2 separate regions of the Homo sapiens genome follow, and region 2 is linked to region 1. Evidence: read pairs that join two places in POLR2A ChIA-PET (ENCODE). Cell type or tissue: PC-3. All regions are shown on one strand. Each heading gives the region's core, and the rest is flanking DNA. Links, peaks and the distances in the headings are about the cores only.

What was found. Peaks named below come from ENCODE experiments on the same cell type or tissue, not always from the same donor. Only the 100,000 strongest peaks of a DNase experiment are listed, where the experiment ranks them.
Region 2: POLR2A ChIA-PET joins it to region 1 with 7 read pairs; 10 of 35 experiments call an interaction of 5 or more read pairs at or near these places.

The regions. Positions count from the first base shown.
Region 1 is chr1:200,360,384-200,370,509 of GRCh38, forward strand. LINC00862 (long intergenic non-protein coding RNA 862) reads right to left here. Exons shown (of 5, transcript NR_040064.1): 4 at 8,282-8,488. Among named protein-coding and RNA genes, the nearest start is that of LINC00862, 8.3 kb to the right of the region's middle. RefSeq lists enhancers at 3,778-4,072, 3,798-4,092. In PC-3, for the core only: no CTCF peak of the experiment used is centred there; DNase peaks (open chromatin) are centred at 3,888 and 4,558; H3K27ac peaks cover 1,382 bases.
Region 2 is chr1:200,486,604-200,496,729 of GRCh38, forward strand. No RefSeq gene overlaps it. Among named protein-coding and RNA genes, the nearest start is that of ZNF281, 82 kb to the left of the region's middle. In PC-3, for the core only: a CTCF peak has its summit at 4,001; no DNase peak of the experiment used is centred there.

The DNA.
Region 1 (10,126 bases), core at 3,351-5,850:
TCACCACACTGCTGCCAGATCAACATCCTACACAAGCAAATCCTGTCAAGTTGCTCCTCCACTTGAACTCCTTCACTGGTGCCCAGAATCTACCTTAACCCTTTGCAGGTAAAGCACCTCATCTGAGAAACAGTGAAGTCAGGTCCTCTATGGGGAAATGACACATGCTCTCAGGCTGACCCTCTGAGACCTGGTTAAGAAGTGCCAGACCTCAAGGAGACAGGACAGGTTAGTGGTTAAAAGGATGGACTCTGGAATGGAACTACCTGGGTTAAAGGCAGTTTACTCACTGATAACTTTGACCCCCTGAGCCCATTTCTTCATCTGCAGAGGATAATACTACTATCTTTCTTAAAGGGTAGGTGTAAAGATTAAGTGAGATAATGTATGTAATTTGCTTAGCACAGTGCTTGACACATGCTAGAATAATAAGTTAGAATAATACGTCAATGAGTCTTAGCTGCCATCAACTTCCTCATAATTATCAAGAAATTAACTCCCAAAGTCTTCCATTGAAGGTCCAAGTCCCTTACATGTCAAAGAAGCCCATCTTGCAGCCTCTACTCTACTCTTCCCCATACCACACCACTTACTATCTTCCCCGTCCCTCTCCCAGATCAGGCTTTTGTACCTCTGAGTCTGGGTACCCACCCTTCCCCTCACCTAGAATTCTTTCCCTACTCTCTGCCTGGTGAATGCCATCTTCAAGACAGCCTCATTTGTTGCTCCATTTCAAGTCCCCTCTGGGGCTCCCTCCTCTTTTTCTAGAACTCTCAGTTATTGTAGCACCTCAAAGCTCAGTCTGCTGATCCCTTCTCTTCTCTGTCAGTACTCCCTTTATGATCTCTTTGTCTCTGGGCTTTAAATATTTATATACTGGTAATTTCTAAAAGCGTATCACCAGACCAGACCCCTTTCTCTCCTCCATTTGATCTCCACTTGGATATCAAGTGGACATCTCACACTCAACATGGGCAAAAATGAACCCTTGGTGTTCCCCCCAAATCTGTTTCCTCTGCATATCCTTGCCACCCCAGGTATTGGCAATGCCATCCTTCCAGTTGCTCATGCCATAAGCCCTGGAATAAATCCTCACGTTCTCTTTTCCACTCACATTCCATATCCAACCCAGGGATAAATCCTGTTGGTTTTACCTTCAACATAGATCCAGAATCTGCCCACTTCTCACCCTCATACTGTTATGAACCCTGGTCAGACCCATCATCATCTCTTGTCTGGATTACTCAATGGCTCCTAACTGGTCTTTCTGCTTCAAACCCAGTCTATTCTGAATATAGCAATCAGAGCAATCGTTTTAGATTTTTGTTGTTGCTGTTGTTTTTGAGACAGGGTCTTGCTCTGTTGCCCAGGCTGGAGTACAGTGGCATGATCATGACTCAGTGCACCCTCAACTTCCCAGGCTCAAGTGATCCTCCCACCTCAGCCTCCTGAGTAGCTGGGACTACAGGTACGCAACCAGCATACCCAGCTTTATTTCTTTTTTAGTGGAGATGAGGTCAGGCTATGTTGTCCAGGCTGGTCTCAAACTCCTGGCCTCAAGTGATCCTCCTGCCTCGGCCTCCCAGAGTGCTGGGATTACAGGCATGAGCCATTGCACCTGGCTTAGAGCCATCTTTTTAAACTCTCAGTCACATGTCCTCCTCTGCTCAGAACTTTGCAATGGCTCCATGTTCCTCTCATAGTTAAAACTCAGAGTCCTTAAAATGATGCTGGCCAGTCTGACTCTCTTACTCCCCGACCTCACTTTCAACTACTTTACCCCTCACTCACTCTGTTTCAGCCACACTTACTTCCTTGCTGTTCCTACATCTTGCCAGAAGGCAATTTCCTGTTTCTCCTTAGTTGTTTCCTCTGCTTGGAAATCTCTTCTATTGAGATTCCCACATGGCTAACTCACTCAGCAACTTCAAATCTTTGTTCAAATGTCACCTTCTCAATGAAAACTGCCCTGACCTGAGCTAGATCTCAGACACAGGCACCTGACCCCACTCATCTACGTGTTCTCCCAGGAGGCTCGGCCTCTGAACTAGTTCTTCCTGGGCCTCTGAAAAAACCCTCCTTGCTGAGTGCCTTCTCTGACCCCATATTAGGCCCTGAGAAAAGGAACCATTCTAATGTTGTAGGGCTCAAATCAATTGTTCCAGATCCCAAGGCTTGTAAACAATTGAGACTGAAACCATGCCTGCTAGAAGCCTGTGCTGTCCCACTGTGCTGCTTGCTGGAGAGCTTCCATGCCCTTGTCCTGCCCAACACAGGCCATTGTTCTACCCGTAGTAACGAGCCCAATTCCATGTCTAATCAGGGAGTAGAATGATGAAAAGCAGTTAGTTTAGAATTTTGGGTTGTTGGGTTTTGTGGGTTTTCTTTCTTTCTTTTTTTTTAATTATCAAGTCATTATATTATGTCCATCAGTCAAAATTGAAAAAAAACACAAAGGATTTTTAATACACTTCATGTTTTCATCTGTGGATGTTAATTACAGAATAGCTGACAGCAGAAGAGTATTTTAGGTTAGAATCTTTCTCTGAGTCTCACTGGGCTCCCGGGTGATTATTTGCAGCCCTTCTGTCCCTTCTTCCAGGCCTTCCCTTTATCCCACCCCACCCCATCTCACCTCTGCGCCCTCTTAATTGTTCACGGAGAGAAAGCAAGAACACCAACCAACTGATGACATTCTTTCTGTACTTAGTGTTACTTGCCAGTGAGTAGTCATTTTTGTGAGCTGGGAGACATTCTCCACCATGGCTAATTACCAGGGAGTTCGAGTCATTCTGCCTGGGTTCAAATACCCCCTCTGCCACTAATGCTGTGGGAATGATTTGGCCTCTTTAAGGTATTGAAAATTAGCGTTCCTTCTGTATAGGGGGCTGTATAGTGAGCGAATTCAATTAAAGACCAGAGCCAGCCTCTGGCATAGAGGAAGTGAGCACTCAGAGTACAGTAGCTGTTGCTATTGATATTTCACAGGCTCTGATGCAGAGAAGCTTGTCCCCAGTGCTCCATCCACGAAGGGAGCAAGTTGCTCCCCATTCATGACTCAAAACACCCTGGAGGAAGATTATGTTTACTGGTTCTATAGTAAACTTCCACCTTGTGAAATGACTTCGGATGTTTGTTAATACTGGTAAGCTTTCCGACTTCCCTGTGAGTGGAGTGTTGGCATTCTCTTTAGCCCCAAATACTTACTTTAAAGAAAACCACTCTTATGTTACAAAAATACAATAGCAATTCTAAATAGAAGTTATTCCTACTTCAATCTTTATCTATAACCCTCATTTCCAGTGAGTTCTATAAACTTTCTTTCTGATTCTAAGGAAACTGTAGCTTCCTGCCACTTCCTCTATTAATACAGTTGTAGTAACATCTCCTCACTGTCTATTCAACTACATGATCAAAATAGGAAAACGGACTCCCTAAAAGTTGAACTTAAATTAGACATTAACTCTCAATATCTGGTTCATGATTGTATTTTTTTGTTATTAATTCTTTAAAATTAATTCAAGAATCTTAATTATGCAAAGCTTCAGTATAATAGCAAAGACTATTTTCTCCTTTTATTAAACATTGCAAGGCAACTGCTTTACCATTTATATTCATTTTCACTTTCTAGGAACACAAATAAATATTTAGAGAATTTCACACACAAAAAAGTCATCAATCAGAAAGAGGACTTAGCAGACTATTAGAAAAAAAAAAAAGGTTGTTTTAAGTATATGTAAGTTACTATGTATCTATGTACACAGTAACTTTCTCCTTTCCAGTCTTCCTATTTGTATTCAAATATTCAAATAACATACCAGCTAGCTGCTAATGGTGTGATTTTCTGCAGTACTTTTCCTGGATGCAAAATGTTTGACCCTGCAAAGACAAGGTGACTCAGCACATTCAAATTACAGAGCTCAGGTTTAGAGGATACACACATTGCAAGAACTGCTGAGAAGATATTAGGAGAGAATTTTTGTTAAGGTTTGAAAGGTCAAAGAATTTAAATGTATGCCCCTCTAGCCCTACCCCCACCCTGCCCCAAAAAAGGAAAAGTACGGACTGGAGAAATGAGAAATAAGATTGTGGTAAAAAACAATTCCATCTGATTGCTAAAAAGATTGTTGTACTTAACTATATTAGCATTTAAATGGCCCTGGTAGGACATGGAGGAAATACCTACACGCTAATGCAAAAAAGGTAGGGAAGCTGTCAGGTTTGCACCTTTTTTGTCTCATTGTTTAAGTGGAGCCAGTTTTTTTCCCAGGCTGGATAAACAGACTGCAGTGAAGGTGAAACAGACATTGAGAAAGCTAATATTGCTTACAAAAAAGCAAATAAAAATTTTTAATTACAAACACTGTAAAGCTGAGAAATTGAGAATGTTAATTACTATATGCTTTTCTACTGGTGTGTTTGGGAACTAGTGATTCCCAAACCTTGCAGACTATCAAAACCACAAGGGGAGGTTTTCATAAATGTAGATTTACAGTTCCCTTCCTGTCCCCATTCTGATTCAGTGGGTTTGGGGTAGAGCCCAGGAGTCTGTAAAACACTCATCCAAGTGATTCCGACACACAGGCTAGGCTGGGATCAGACACAGCTGATGAAATGCAAAGGTGAGGCAAAACAAACCGGGAGTCACATCTCTCCCAGCCCAACTGTAAAATGCATAGGTAAAATGTCAAAGAGTACTTTAACATTTAGGAGGATGTCTCTTCATATGTTAAAGCTAACAAATGAGGCCAGGCGCAGTGGCTCAAGCCTGTAATCCCAGCACTTTGGGAGGTCGAGGTGGGTGGATCACTTGAGGTCAGGAGTTCAAGACCAGCCTGAACAACACGGTGAACCCCAGTCTCTACTAAAAATACAAAAATTAGCCGGGCATGATGGCGGGTGCCTGTAATCCCAGCTACTCAAGAAGGCTGAGGAGGGAGAATCGCTTAAACCCGGGAGGCAGAGGCTGTAATGAGCTGAGATGGCGCCACTTCACTCCAGCCTGGGTAAAAGAGCAAGACTCTGTATCAAAAAAAAAAAAAAAAAAAGCTGACAAATATTAGTCATATTTTTAATTGTCTTACCTTTTAAAATTCCCAACAATATCCTAACTTTTAAAAGTTATTCTAGAACATGACCTTGCCTTCTAGTTCCTGTTTATAGTGATGAGCTACACATATCTTTGTGCCTGAAACAAAGACTTCTTTGCCAGACTCTGTGCCTGCTAATTTCCTTCAATTCATTCACAGAGTCTTCACTGCAACTCCCGTAAGTAGCTACTATTATCCCCATTTTACAGATGAAGAAGTGTGTCTATGAGAATTGTTCTAGTGATAAACCTGAGACTTAAACAGAGTCCTAATACTCATGCTGGATTGTCCATTGTTATAAAGAGCTGGGTTTGTTGGTTGGTTATTTGGAGAAATTTACACATGACATTTGGTTATGTTCAAAAGAATCTCAGGCCTGGCATAGTCTTCATACATTCAGCAAACAACAGTTAGGCATCGTGTCAGGTGTGGGCAAATACAAGGACCACCCACAGCTCTCTACCCTGGAAGTACCTTCCCCACCCCTCTACAGGGTAGCAGACAGACAAAGAGGAATCATCTCCAAGAGATACAAGGGCCACCCACAGCTCTCTACCCTGGAAGTACCTTCCCCACCCCTCTACAGGGTAGCAGACAGATAAAGAGGAATCATCTCCAAGAGTTTCTTCTGGACTTTGCTCTATTAACTGTCCCATTGCCTTCAGGGGCACATGCGTAACTGTCTGAACTGAAACATTTCCACTGCTGATTCAGAAATGTGTTCACCCTAATTATGGGCACAGAATGCTCTGAGGAACACAGGTGGGAGGGGCTGTCTCGGGCCCTCTGGATGCCTTCACAGAGAATATGGCTTATGAGCTGAAGGTTGAAGGATGAAAAATATGTCACAAAGCAAAGTGAAAGGGCCCAGGGCAGCATGTGCTGGGCCTGCCATGTCCAGCAGGGGACCCTGGGGCTGAAGTAAGGCCAGAGGTAGGAGCAACAGGGGGAATGGGGCAGGTGGGGAAGTGGGTTGTAGGCTGGGAAAAGACCCAGAAGGGGATTTTATGCTATGTGAGGAGTTTAGAATTCAAAAGATGCAAAAGGGAACAAACAATGGGGGGTTTTTTGTGTTTGTTTTTGTTATTTGGGTTTTGTTTGTTTTTCTGTTTGTTTTTGGCTAAAGAAGGAACAAAGATATCTGTAACTGGTTGTGATCAATTAGTTGTAAACACTGTTGCACTTGACCAGCCCCAGCCGTGGTTTTTATGCAGAGGAGTCATAGGACCAGATTGGTATTTTAGTAATGCTCGTGCCAGGGTAGAGAATGGGTTGCACAGAAGGCACAGGGCTTGACAGATCAGATCAAAGGCTGTTGCAACAATCCAGGTTGGATCCAGTCCAAACTAATGGTGTGATCCTGCCATTAAAAAAAAGGAACTCACTGGAGAAGTTTCTGAGGTTCGGGGCATGAGCTTTGGAGTCAGGTGGGCTGAATGCTGGTTCTCAACCTCTTCTTAGCCATGTCTGTAACGTCATCAAAACCTCACCTTGCTTATTTCATATGAGATGAAATCTGCTGTCTGGGTCATTTTGCAAATGAAATTGGGGTTCATGCTCAACTGCACAAGGTTCTCACTCCATCAGTGGTGACAGTGATGATGATGATGATGATGATAATGACAGACAATACTTTGGTGACTGATTGGCTTTAGGCTGAGGGTAAGTGACAGAAGAGTACAGGATACCTCCAAGGTTTCTAATTGGGTGAGTGAAGGCACACATTGTCAACCGGGCTGGGGGCACAGAAAGAGGACCTGGTTTAGAAAAAAAAAAAAAAAAGTAGTGCATTTGGTTTTGAACATGTTGTGCTAAGGACACCTACCAGAATTTGTTTTATGAACAGTTAGTTGGAAATACAGATTGAAAGAGGAGTCAGGGCCGGGCTTGGTGGCTCACACCTGTAATCCCAGAACTTTGGGAGGCCGAGGTGGTCGAATCATGAGGTCAGGAGTTCAAGACCAGCCTGGCCAACATGGTGAAACCCCATCACTACTAAAAATACAAAAAATTAGCTGGGCATAGTGGCGGGCGCCTGTAATCCCAGCTACTTGGGAGGCTGCGGCAGGAGAATTGCCTGAACCTGGGAGGCAGAGGTTGCAGTGAGCCAAGATCGCGCCACTGTACTCCAGCCCAGGCGACAGAGTGAGACTCTGTCTCAAAAAAAAAAGTAAAGAAAGAGGAGTCAGGGCTAGAAGTACAAATTCTTGAGCCATTTGGGATCATGTCTGAAGCTGTGGGAATGAAGTTTCAGGGAACACTAATACATATGGCATATTGAGAAGAAACCAGAGTAGCAACGATTTTGTTCAAAATGAAAGCTCTGATTCAGGATTTTCAGAAACAGAGAGCCGTTAAACAAATGTACATTGAGAGCAAACTACATGCCAGGCACTGTCCTGGAGCTGGAAACTGGAACATACAAGCCAACCCATGGAAAGCTCACATTGTCACAGAGGAGACAACCCTGTAATAAACCTGGTACCCCAAAAGAGGGAAAACACCATGAGGGAAGTAGGCAGGGTGCAGGCAGAGGGTGAAGATGTTGAATGCCTGGGGGAGGCCCAGGCTAGCTACAGGGGCCAGGTAAGGCCTCCCTAGGAGAGGACATTTGAGCTGAGACCTGAGACTAGGAGAGCATTAACTGAGGACTTATTAAGTACAAGGCTCTGTTCTAAGCCTTTTAAGTACATTATCCTATTTAATCCTTACAACAACCCAATGAGGTAGGTGCTGTTATTATCCTCATACTAAAAATAAGGAAACTTAACCACAGAAATGTTAAGTAACTTCCCCCACACAGCTAGCAAGCTGGCACAGAAGACCCTGACTCAGACAGTCTAGCTTCAGACAGCCCGTGCTCTTCCCCGCTGCACAAACTGCCTCTCACTGTCTGTGATAAATGCTCCTATTAATAGAAAATGAGTTCAAGAAGGAAAATGCGATCAACAGTGATCACAGTGGTTCAGAGCACAAAGGCTTCATCTAGAAATAATTTTAAGTGCTTGGTCTTTGCTATGTTACTACTTAAAGTGTGGAAGCTTCATAGAGAATTGGTCAGTAGCCCCAGATTCAAGTGTCAGCTTCGCTATTCTCTAATTTCGTAACCTGCGGACAGACAAGTAATGACCTCTACGAACCTTCATTCTTTTCACCAGTAAGGTAGGTCTAATACACAACTCCAAACTTACCATGAAGATAAAGAGATTCAATCCACATACATGACAATCTCTAGCAGACAATGTTATCTTCAGGAGATGGCTGATGCTGGGGAAAGTTTCCCAGTACAGATAGCACACCATGACGTCTTCGTAAAAAGATGAAGCTCAGAGCAGGTGCAGCACTGAAAACAGGACACTTTAGGTGACAGCCTACAGACTGCTATTCTGAGAAAAGATCTTCAAGGGGTAGAAAAAATCACTTTTAGAACTCCAACTGGTCTTATCAATTTTTAAGGAAAATTAAATTTGTCATATTTGCCATTGTGAAAATCAGCTCAAATATACAACAGGAAAGCTTATTTCACTGAAACTCAGTTCATTCCAGACTCAATAAAAAATGACAGGCTTCTTCTGTGTTCTACCTTTTCCTCCTCTACTTTCCTCTTTCCAGACAATAAAGTATTGTCCCTTGTGAGGTAGAAACAAAACAGCAACATGAAAACAAATTCTAATAGCTCATGGGAAGGACAGACATCATGATCCCAAAGTGCTATGTTAAATGCCTTAAGAGGCACCACTACTGTGCAATGGTGGTCCAGAAAGAGCGCGCCCAGCCAGCTGGATCAGGAATGATTATGAAGAGAGGATTTGATCACGGCTTTACAGGGCTTTAAAGGGCAAACTACGGTTTCCTGCAGTGGCTTTGGTAGAGAGCATCCACAAGGCCCTGAGAGGCATGGCTTTGCCTGCCTTTGTCTCCTACAGCATCCACCACTCTCCTAGCCCCAACTGCCAGCCACAAGGGCAGCTCTGCTCCTCTCAGGATCCTCTGAGGCCACCCCTACATGCAGGGATCTGCACTTGCTCAGGATCAGAAATACTTCTGGTCTGTGAATGAGCTTCACACTGCTGGTCTCAAGGGGAATATAACCTTCTCTGTAAAGCCTTCGCTGAGCACCTGCCCCTCTAAAGTTCCCACCTGGACATGCCCCACATCCACCCCCGTCACTCCTCCACACAAACTCATTAACATTCTATTTTACTTTCTTTATAGTACTTATAAAGTACTATGGAAAATTATCGTGCTCAATTTTTTTACTGGATTATTTTCTGCCCATCCCCATCCTCTGCTAAAAATTGTTAAGTCCCATAAATGCCTAGATATGGTCTTTCTTTTTCACCCTTATATTCCCAGCACCTGGCAGGAAGTAAAGAGCTCAATAAATATTTGTTGAATCAATACAGGAATGCAGAAGAGCATGATCAAGTTGCAGAGGCAGAAAAGTAAAAGCTGAGTTTGAGAAAGTGGTAAGTTGCACGTTCTGGTCCAGCTGGGCATGGATAGATGAGGTGGGACAGGTTGCTTGCAGAGGACTTGGGGCAGTTTGGACTGAGTAGATAGTGCAGAGCTTCTGAGAGTGTTTGACCAGGCAAGGCCCTGAGCAGTGCTGTCCTTAGAAAGGATTAGGCCAGCAACTATGAATAGGATGAACTGAAATAAAGCTAGAAAGCCCAGGGAAAACCATTTGTTACCCCTAAAATTGGCAAAGATTAAGAAGTCTGACAAGTGTTGGAAAGTATCTGGGGAAACAGTTTTCCAACAGTTGAAAATCAATTTGGTAATATCTCTTAAAAGTTAAATTGTGCATATTCAAAATGTAGCAATCCTGCATCTAGGAATCAAGACTAAGAAACTATTGCCTATATATTAGTGAAAAAAATATAAACAATCATATATTCACTAATAAATGGACTGATAAAATGTGGTATTATTTATGCCATGAAATGCTAGACAGCAAATAGCCGGGTGTGGTGGCTCATGCCTATAATCCCAGCACTTTGGGAGGCCAAGGCGGGCAGATCACCTGAGGTCGG
Region 2 (10,126 bases), core at 3,128-5,627, 130 kb after region 1:
TCCCCAGAGTTTTCCCAAATTGTTCCAGAAGCTCCATGATCCACTTCAGTCACCTCTCCTCAGAATACTCCTGGAGCTGAGAGTTTTGGAATCGCCCTCAGTTTCTTCACAGATTTCTCCTTTGCTGGACCCTCCACCGGCCCTCCCCACAGCCCATCTGAGAGGTTTTGAGCAACCTGTTCCTCTTCTAAGCACCTCACATAGATGACCTCAGTGACACTTCCCCACAGCCCTTTGAGGCACTTTATCTCATCATCATCTCTGTTTTATGAAGTGAAAACTGAGGGCACCTGGAGATGAAGTCATTTCCCAAGGTCACACATCTAGGAAAGATGGAGTCAGGACTTAGCCCTGATCGGTTTGGCTCAGAGCACACATTTTAACCCCACACCTCCTGTCATGAAATGCCCTGTGTGTTGAGAGTCTACTGGGTACCGGGTACTGTTCCAAGTTCTTTACATGTATTTACTCACAACACTCCTCTCAGATGCTTCCATCAGAAAATAGCAAAGTTTAAACGATGGACATCCTCATAAAGCCAAGCCGATTGTGCTTGGTCAGGAAGACCTGGAAATACTCACTTATTCAAAAAATATTTAATAGGCACTATGTTCCAGGCATTGCTCTAGGAAATGGGAAAACATCAATCAGTAAGATGAACAAAAATCTTTGCCTTCATAGAACTTACCTCCGTATGAGGTGAGACAGACAATAAATATAGAAAATAAGTGGCCGGGCATGGCGGCTCACCCCTGTAATCCCAGCACTTTGGGAGGCCGAGGCAGGCGGATCACGAGGTCAGGAGATCGAGACCATCCTGGCTAACACAGTGAAACCCCATTTCTACTAAAAATACAAAAAATCAGCCGGGCCTGATGGTAGGCACCTGTAGTCCCAGCTACTCAGGAGCCTGAGGCAGGAGAATGGCATGAACCTGGGAGGTGGAGCTTGCAGTGAGCCGAGGTCACGCCACGGCACTCCAGCCTGGGCGACAGAGCGACACTCCCTCTCAAAAAAAAAAAAAAAAAAAGGAAAAAAAGAGAAAATAAGTAGCCCGGGCAACACGGCAAAACCCCATCTCTACTAAAAATAGGAAAAATTAGCCAGGTGTGGTGGCATGAGCCTATAGCCCCAGCTACTCAGAAGGCTGAGGTGGGAGGATCACTTGAGCTCAAGAGGCACAGGCTGCAATAAGCCGTGATTGTGCCACTGCACTCCAGCCTGGGTGACTATACCTTGTCTCAAGAAGAGACAGAGAGAGAGAGAGACGGGGGGGGGGGGGGGGGGGGGGGGGGGAGGGAGAGAGAGAGAGAGAGGGAGAGAGAGAGAGAGAGAGAACAAAAAACAAAACAAAACAAAAAACAAGTTATACAGCATGTTAGATACAAGGTCTTAAGTGCTGCCTAAAATGGGGTAGTAGGGCCAGGCGCGGTGGCTCAGGCCTGTAATCCCAGCACTTTGGGAGGCTGAGGCGGGCGGATCACCTAAGGTCGGGAGTTCGAGACCAGGTTGACCAACATGCAGAAACCCCGTCTCTACTAAAAATACAAAATTAGCTGGGCATGGGGGCGCATGCCTGTAATCCTAGCTACTCGGGAAGCTGAGTTAGGATAATCGCTTGAACCTGGGAGGCGGAAGTTGCAGTGAGCCGAAATCGCACCGTTGCACTCCAGCCTGGGCAACAAGAGCAAAACTCTGTCTCTATAATAATAATAATAATAATAATAATAATAATAATAATAATAATAATAATAATAGGGGTAGCGGTAACTCATGCTAATGCATGTTGAGGCCGGGGCTGCAATTTTTGGAAGCACAGTCACAGTGGGTCTCATGGAAAAGGCAACATCTGACAAAGACTCAAAGGAGGGAGACTTGGGAGAATATCTTGGAAGAGAGCCCAGGTAGAGGGAACGGCCGGTGCAAAGGCCTGAAGTGGGAGTGCAGACGGCGTCTGTGGGGCTAGAGTGGCCTGAGGGATGGGGCGAGGAGTAGGAAAAAAGTGAGGGAGGGAAGAGGGCAAAGCAGGTTAACAGCGTCTCAACTTCACTCTAGGAGCCGGGAAGCCGCTGGAGGGTTTAGGTTGAAAAAGGCTAGTCCACAGAGATTCCTCTGGCTCCTATATGGAGGATAAGTTGCACAGCTGAAGTTAACAGAGCGTCTGAAGAACCTCATTTTAATCAGTAATTTCAGCCCTTAGAAGGGAAGGGAGTTGCTGAGGAGTTGTAAAGCTGCCTCCACCACCTTTATCTGTTTTTCTATACCTCAACACCCCCTGGTGGAGATAAATGGCCATGCGGAAGAAGCAGAAAAGGAATTTTCATAATGCCCGGACTGGAAAAGCCAGACTAGGACACTACAGTGCGACTAATTCCTAAGCTTTTCTTCTGTTTCCTCTCCTGAATTCTCTTTTGAGTATCTTACTCATTTGTTTAATCCCCCATGGTGCTGTACAGTTATTTCATAAATGCGGATGAGCGAATGAATTTGTTAATGAATGAAAGGTGGATGAATGAATGAAAGAATGAAATGTTGAATGAATGAATAAGTGCATGGGGGCATCCGTTACACTAAGGGAGAGAAGGGCATTGGTTTATAACAGTCATTGAAAGGTAGAATGAGTAGCACGTTTTAAAAAAAACTTTTAGGTTCAGGGGTACATGTGCAGGTTGTTATACTTTTTTCTTTCTTTCCTTTTCTTTTTTTTGTGGGGGGGTGGGTAGGGGAGACAAGGTCTCACTCCCATCACTCAGGCTGGAGTGCAGTGGCACAATCAAGGCTTACTGCAGCCTTGAACTCCTAGGCTCAAGCAATCCTCCCACCTCAGCCCCTGAAGTAGTTGGGACTACAGGCATGCACTATGATGCCTGCTTAAGTTTTTTGTATTTTAGTAGAGATGGGGTCTCACTATGTTACCCAGGCTGGTGTTGAACTCCTGGACTCAAGGGTCCTCTGCCTCAGCCTCCCAGCGTGCTGGAATTACAGATAGGAGCCATCAAGCCTGGCCTCAGTTTTGTTATGTAGGTAAATTACATGTCATGGTGGTTTGGTGTACAGACTATTTCATCACCCAGGTAATAAGCATAGTACCTGATGGGTAGTTTTGCGATCCTCACCCTCCTCTCACGCTCCACCCTTGCACTTCTTAACTAACCTACAAAAGTTCAGGATACTTTCTTGAAATGTTCCCTCGTTGGTGGCAGACTCCTGACCCAGGTAAGCTCTGATCAAATCAAGAAAGTGATAACACCATGGTTGATGTACAATATATAGTAATGCAAAAAAGTAAATATGTTTTCAAATTTATACTTCTACTGAGGAATGGCGTTAAAATTCATGTGAATGTATACTTTTATTGCAGAAATTTAGGGAGGAGTGTTCTTTATTTTAAAATATCTGTTTAAATATTAGTACATAGATTAGCCATTTATTAAACATACTCTGTTGATATCATTATCTGGAGCTGTTGTATACTTTATTTATATTTAAAGTTACCACATGCAAACTAGGGGGAAATTATATATTCAGAAAATTACCAAAATATGTTTCTAATACAGCATATATACCTACCTACATATATACTCATCTTCAAGCACATGTGTGACTATAAGAAATTGAAATGCATTTTTCTTGCAAATTACTGGTATGTTCAAAGTTCAAAGTTGATTGACACATGCTTTCACTTAATGAAGGTAATTACAAAGAATAACAATTCCAAACAGATCTGTTCAGTGTAACAATCTTGTCCTGCCATGTTCAGTGTAACAATCATGTCCTGCCATCTCATGATTACATTGAGAGCTGTCAGATATGCAGTTTTACCACCAATCATGTGTAAGCACATTTGTAAGACAAGAAACAGATTAATAAGCATCAACACTTTCCTCTAAACACTTGTTTAAAAGAATAAAAGCTGCTGGCACTGAAGGAAATGATACAACGGTGGAAGCTTTTTCTATCTAGCCTCCAAAAAATAACCCTGCAAGATTCACAGGAAGGACAAAAGTGCATGCTGGAGCCCTTGCAACAGCTCCTCTCTTGGAGGAAGGTAAAATCACACAGAGCTGCCTTTGCTGGTCTTACTTTGTCTAATAGATTGGGCATATATAACTCCTTTTACTGATAATCTCTGCTGAACGCTTTGGGGTAATAGACCAAAGTAATAGACCAAAGAGAAGGTTGGCTTCTCCTCCAGACAGTTAGCACTTGTTGAGTAACTAGTATTTGGTAAAGACTAGTCTAGCTAAAAATCAAGTGGTATTGGGGTGATTGATCATATATTTAGAGACAGATGGTTACCTAGACCTCATTTAGGAAACCCAAATACATATGGAAAATGTCTGTGATTACAATTACATTGCAAGGTAGGTTTAGTCCTAACTTCAAACACCGGGATTATAAAAGAAGTTTCCACTATATTTAGTTTTATCCGGCTAAGTATGTTGGGTAAATGAACATTGTACCTAAAATACCGAAGAGTGGATTTCCACTTTACTTTTTACTAACATGTATAATAGCAGGTAAAATGAAAATGGATGGGCAAAGAACATTGAAACAATCAAACTGTATATAACATTAGCTTTGTTACTATATCATAATTGTGGGGCCTTTTATTGCAAAGCTGGTAGGATTTAGGGTCATGTTTTTTTATAGCAAGGGGGCATAGAATTATAGCCAGTCAGTTATATGATCCCAGCCTAGTCATTAATGTAATGTGACTGTGTTTGCTTTTGTGTGACACGAGGCATTATGAAACACTGCTGACATATCAGATAATGGCAAAAAAAATAAATAGTAGAACTTTAAGACAAAAGCTCTTCGGTCAAGCTGCATTCAGGAATATGCATTTTACATTTAAAAATAAAGGGAAACATGTTTATTCCATGTTTGGAAATAGAGAAAAATGTATATTTAAAAATTAACTTTCTCCCATGGAAAATACATTTCTGTAATCTTGTTTTCAGAAGAGACTAGGCTTATGGGTCTCCCAACACCACTCAGAAAAATTACCTGCAGTGCTGTGTAGAACAGTGAATGAAGAAAGAGTAAGCTAGCCAACTTGCAAAGCCAAGTGCATCTTTAGTAGGGGAATGTTGGACATTATTTGGAGTGGTATGGTTGTTTGAGATATCTTTAGTCATGTCCCATTTTAGTAGTGTGAAATTCACCAAACAAGAGTTTCTTCAAAAATGTTTTAATGTATTAGTTGTGCTCATATCTCCGACACTGCTATAAAAGGGATCATAAGCTTTAAACTTAAGTGCTTATTGCATTATTCTCATTATTTACTTGGATACTACTTATTAAATCATATTTCAATGCAATGAAAACAAATAATGTAAAATAATCTCATTCCTTTTCTGACTTTAAAGCTACTACTCACCTTCTCAGAATGAACAAAGTCTACATTTGAGGATACAGCCTTTGAAACAATGCCAACCACCGCAGTCACCCAGGCCTGAAAAGCCAGGTTTTGTATTTCAGAATCATAGACTTACAGAGCACAAGAGCTGGAAGAGACTTTGTAGATTATGAAGTGTTGTCCTCTGTTTTTTAAAAAAGAAAAATGGGCTGCACGTGGTGGCTCACACCTGTAATCCCAGCACTTTGGGAGGCTGAGGCAGAAGGATCACTTGAGCCCAGGAGTTTGAGACCAGCCTGAGCAACATGGTGAGACCCCATCTCTACAAAAATAAAAGTACAAAATTATCCGGGCATGGTGATGTACACCTGTAGTCCCAGCTACTTGTGAGGCTGAGGCAGGGGGATCGCTTGAGCCTGAAAGGTTGAGGCTGCGATGAGCCTTGATTGTACCACTGCACTCCAGCCTGGGCAACAGAGTGAGACACTGTCTCAAAAAAAAAAAGTATTAATATGATGCCGTGTTATAGGGAGAAAACAGCATGAGGACTCAAAAGATCTGGGTCTTATTTCTAGCCTCAGTTTCTTCATGTGTAATATGGGAATAGCAACACCTGTTCAGCTAACATGATAAACACCTCATGTATTGCTGATATCTTTAGTGACCTTGAAACCTCACCCACGCATTGCACCTTGAGGTGAATTTGGAGGTCTGCTTATGTGGCTTACCTTTGGCTTCTCCCTCAGCCAGGCTAAAACCTTATTGAAGAGAGAATGGGGTGAGCCTTCTGAGACTGCTGAGCAAGCGTGTGTTGAAGGTGATCTGAGTGTCTGTTGCTATGTGATGGGCCACCTTAGTATAGGCGGGGATGAGAATGCATTGCTGCAATGGACGCGTTAACTCGGAAACCAAGTCTCACTTGACCATTCTATACGTGGGAGCCTCCAAAAGCACATGTGAGGCTCACCTGTCAGTCACCTCTGTAAAATATTTATTTTATTTTATTTTATTTTTATTTTTATTTTATTTTATTTTATTTGTTTTGAGACAGTCTCTCTATGTCACCCAGGCTGGAGTGCAGTGCCGCGATCTTGGCTCACGGCAACCTCCACCTCCCGGGTTCAAGCAATTCTTGTGTCTCAGCCTCCCACATAGCTGGGATCACAGGCATGCACCACCACACCCTGCTAATTTTTGTATTTTTAATAGAGACAGGATTTCACCATCTTGGCCAGGCCATGTAAAACATTTTAGAAAAAGAAATGTAAGGAAACAAAATATTTCTTTATAATGTTATACATTGTTTCTTTTAGAAAAAGAAACAATGTATAACATTCCACTACTAAGGATGCACTTGGCTTTGCAACTTGGCTAGCCTGCTCCCTCTCTCTCCAAAGTTAGCATGCATTTGTTCCCCCTCACTCCTGGGGAAGGCAGGAATGGGGAATTGCTAAGGTAATGTCCTAAACCGCAACAAATACGTGCATCTGACCAGATTCTCAGAGCCAGCTGCTTCTATGGCATCTTGGCGTCTGAGCAAATAATTTACAGAAATTCCACAGGAAAGGAGGTGCTTTAAAGCCTGCAAGAGAGAATAGGCACAGCTGTGACAGCTGGGAGCAGGAGCTGCCACTGATCTGTTTCCCTGCTTATCACAACACCATTAATCAATCCCAATCCCAGCAGGGCCCAACAAACCTTACTCCACTTCTCAGAGCCTGACGGTTCAACTGGAATCTCCTTGAAACCATGTCCTGAGAAGGACATCTCATTGATGCATTACACAATTTGCTTCATTAAAAATATTTAAACTGTGGGTGGGGAAATTTAAGGAAAGAAGAATACAACGTTAGCAGACCTTCCCTAAATTTCCATTACACATAATTTCTCTACTGTTTTATAAGGCATTTAAATGAGGTATTTGTTTGCACTTGAAACCTACTGTTGCTCAGTGAGGCCTGTTATGTGCTGCTCCTTATTTCTGGCAAGCTGAACTTGACCACAGAGGTCACCAGAAATATATTAAATAATCTGTAGCTAATGAAGCTCATCGTCTACAACATCAGATCACACTTACCTTATGCAGCTGGGGAGGAGAATGTACTGTCTCTGCTGCCATTGCAGACATAACAGCTTCTAATTGTACAGAGATTTGCTAAACAATAACTCAAGAAGCAACAGTGGTAATAGCCACCATTAATTAAGTGTGTACTGTGTGCCAGACACTTTAAAAAATTAGCTCACTTGACCCATATAATCACCCTGTGAAGTATTATTATTACTGTTTCTATGTATAGGTAACATTTTGTAGTGTATTTTTATTTCTGTCTCAAAAATTTTTTTGGATACAGGGTCTTGCTCTGTCGCCCAAGCTGGAATGCAGTGGCATTATTATGGCTCATTGCAGCCTCAACATCCCAGGCTCAAACAATCCTCCCAAGTAGCTGAGACTACAGGCACATGCCATCATGCCCAACTAATTTTTTGATTTTTTGTAGAAACGGGGTCTCTCTGTCTTGCTCAGGCTGGTATCAAACTCCTGGCCTCAAGTGATCCTCTTGCCTGAGCCTCCCAAAGTGCTGGGATTACAGGCGTGAGCCACCTTGCCCAGCTTGTAGTGTACTTTAAAATATAAGTCCAAGTTCCTGAAATTTCCCAATTTGACTAAAGTCTTGGGCTCAAGACTGCAAATGCAACAGCCATTGGAGGAGTAGGGGCATAAATAATTTTATAATTTTATCTGAAATTTATGTATGAATCAGTTCATCAGACTCTTTACCTAATAGGAAAATAGAAAAGGGAGGTAGGGCTGACTCTTAAAAAAAAAAAAAGAAAAGCAAAAAAAGCAGGAAATAAGTGGGGTCCAGAAATGGATACAGCTTGGAAACAATGAAGCAAGAGGAAGCTCCACGCATTTCATCCCACAGCCCCCAGGCCACCCAGCACTTCCTTCAATGCTCAGGGACTGAGGCAAGAATGGTGGCAGCAGCTCATGCTTCATGAACTCACCTCCTAGTGGAAAGGACACCCTAAAAGTTTAGAATATCGCAAACCATCTACTATTTTAGAGGAATTTTCAGAAAACTTGGGAGATAACTTTGACTATAAAGTAATTGCCATAAATAAGTGGCAACAACATTGTCTAAAGAAAACTCTTTTACATATTTTGACAATATCTGTATCTTCTAAAAGGTCATAAAGAGTGTGACTTATTTACATTTTGTATATAATGTAACCTCTGGCAGGTAGTAGGTGAAAAATCAAGTGATCACACAGACCTGCCTTGTTTTGAGCAGTTATGGGAGGAAAGGGAAAATTCTGGAAAGGATCTTAGTCTTTGCTGTCCATCAATTATATATTGAGGGACAATGAGAACCACCTTCTTTTAAAGCATGGAATCAAAAATCCCCATGATAGATTCAAAAAGCCTCTGATCTCATCTTGACCCTTGGGGTAGCTTATGCTGTCATATTAATGGTCCCAAAGAGAGATTATTAGCTAGAAATTTATAATTAAAACCTGACAAATATCATATTTCAACAAATTTAAGATGCCATGGTAAGACGTCTCATAATTTTGTGTGCCACCCAGAAAAAACAAAACCTGCAATTAAACTGGGTTGTATCATCAATTGCTTGATGCATTCTGATTCCAGATATGTTAAAATGTTGACACATGGATCTGAGAACAAAATATGGTATCTCTAAACCTGTAACACAAAAAAAAGATTAGTCTTCTGTCTTACTTTGGCGTTTGGAATTACTGTATGTGTATATCTTACTTGCCCAACTGTTTTTCATCAAACTCTGGCATCCTTGCCTCTTGAATGTATTTGTCTTCTGCCTTTTTAGTCTCTCAGTCACAAGCCCCCATGACTTCCCAGCTGTCTATGAAAACAGATTTCTAATTGTCTCTGTGCCCCCCAAATTTTAGTCCCTGTGCACATAACCCAGTCATCTGAGTACATCATACTGACCTTTCTAGAGGGTCTCCCTCCGCTAGCCCAACCCTTATCAGAATCCTTCTCATTGCCTACAACCATCCTCAAACTAGGGTAAGAGGGCTTCCAGGAATGTGTGGTGAAGCCCTCAAAACCACTGAATGAACAGAGCAAATTTTCCTGAAGCATTAATTTTATGCAATGGTAAGCAATTTAAGACATTAATTTTTTTTTAATGGAGTCTCACTCTGTCACCCAGGCTGGAGTGCAATGGCACAGTCTTGGCTCACTACAGCCTCTGCCTCCTGGGTTCAAGCCATTCTCCTGCCCCAGTCTCCCAAATAGTGGGATTACAGGTGCCCACCACCATACCCAGCTAATTTTTTTGTATTTCTTAGTAAAGTATTTTGTATTTTTAGTAAACACTTTTAGTAACATATTTTTGTATTTTTAGTAAAATTCTTTTTGTATTTTTAGATTTCACCATGTTGGCCAGGCTGATTTCCAACTTCTGACCTTAAGTGATTTGCCCGCCTTGGCGTCCCAAAGTGCTGGGATTACAGGCATGAGCCACTGTGCGTGGCTGACATTAATTGTTTATGCTAAAACAAACATTATGGAATAAAACGATAAATTGAGTTAACTTTTATGATAAAACAGTTTATAGAAATAGTATCATTTCAAGTTATCATTCCCCTCTGCTGTTGAAGTGGAGCATTTCCAGATGCTCTGGCCTACAGGATTAGCCTATTCTCCAGAATATCCCACCATCTTTTCAGTCTTATCACTCTCTGTCTATTCCCCAATGCAAATTATTTTCCTGC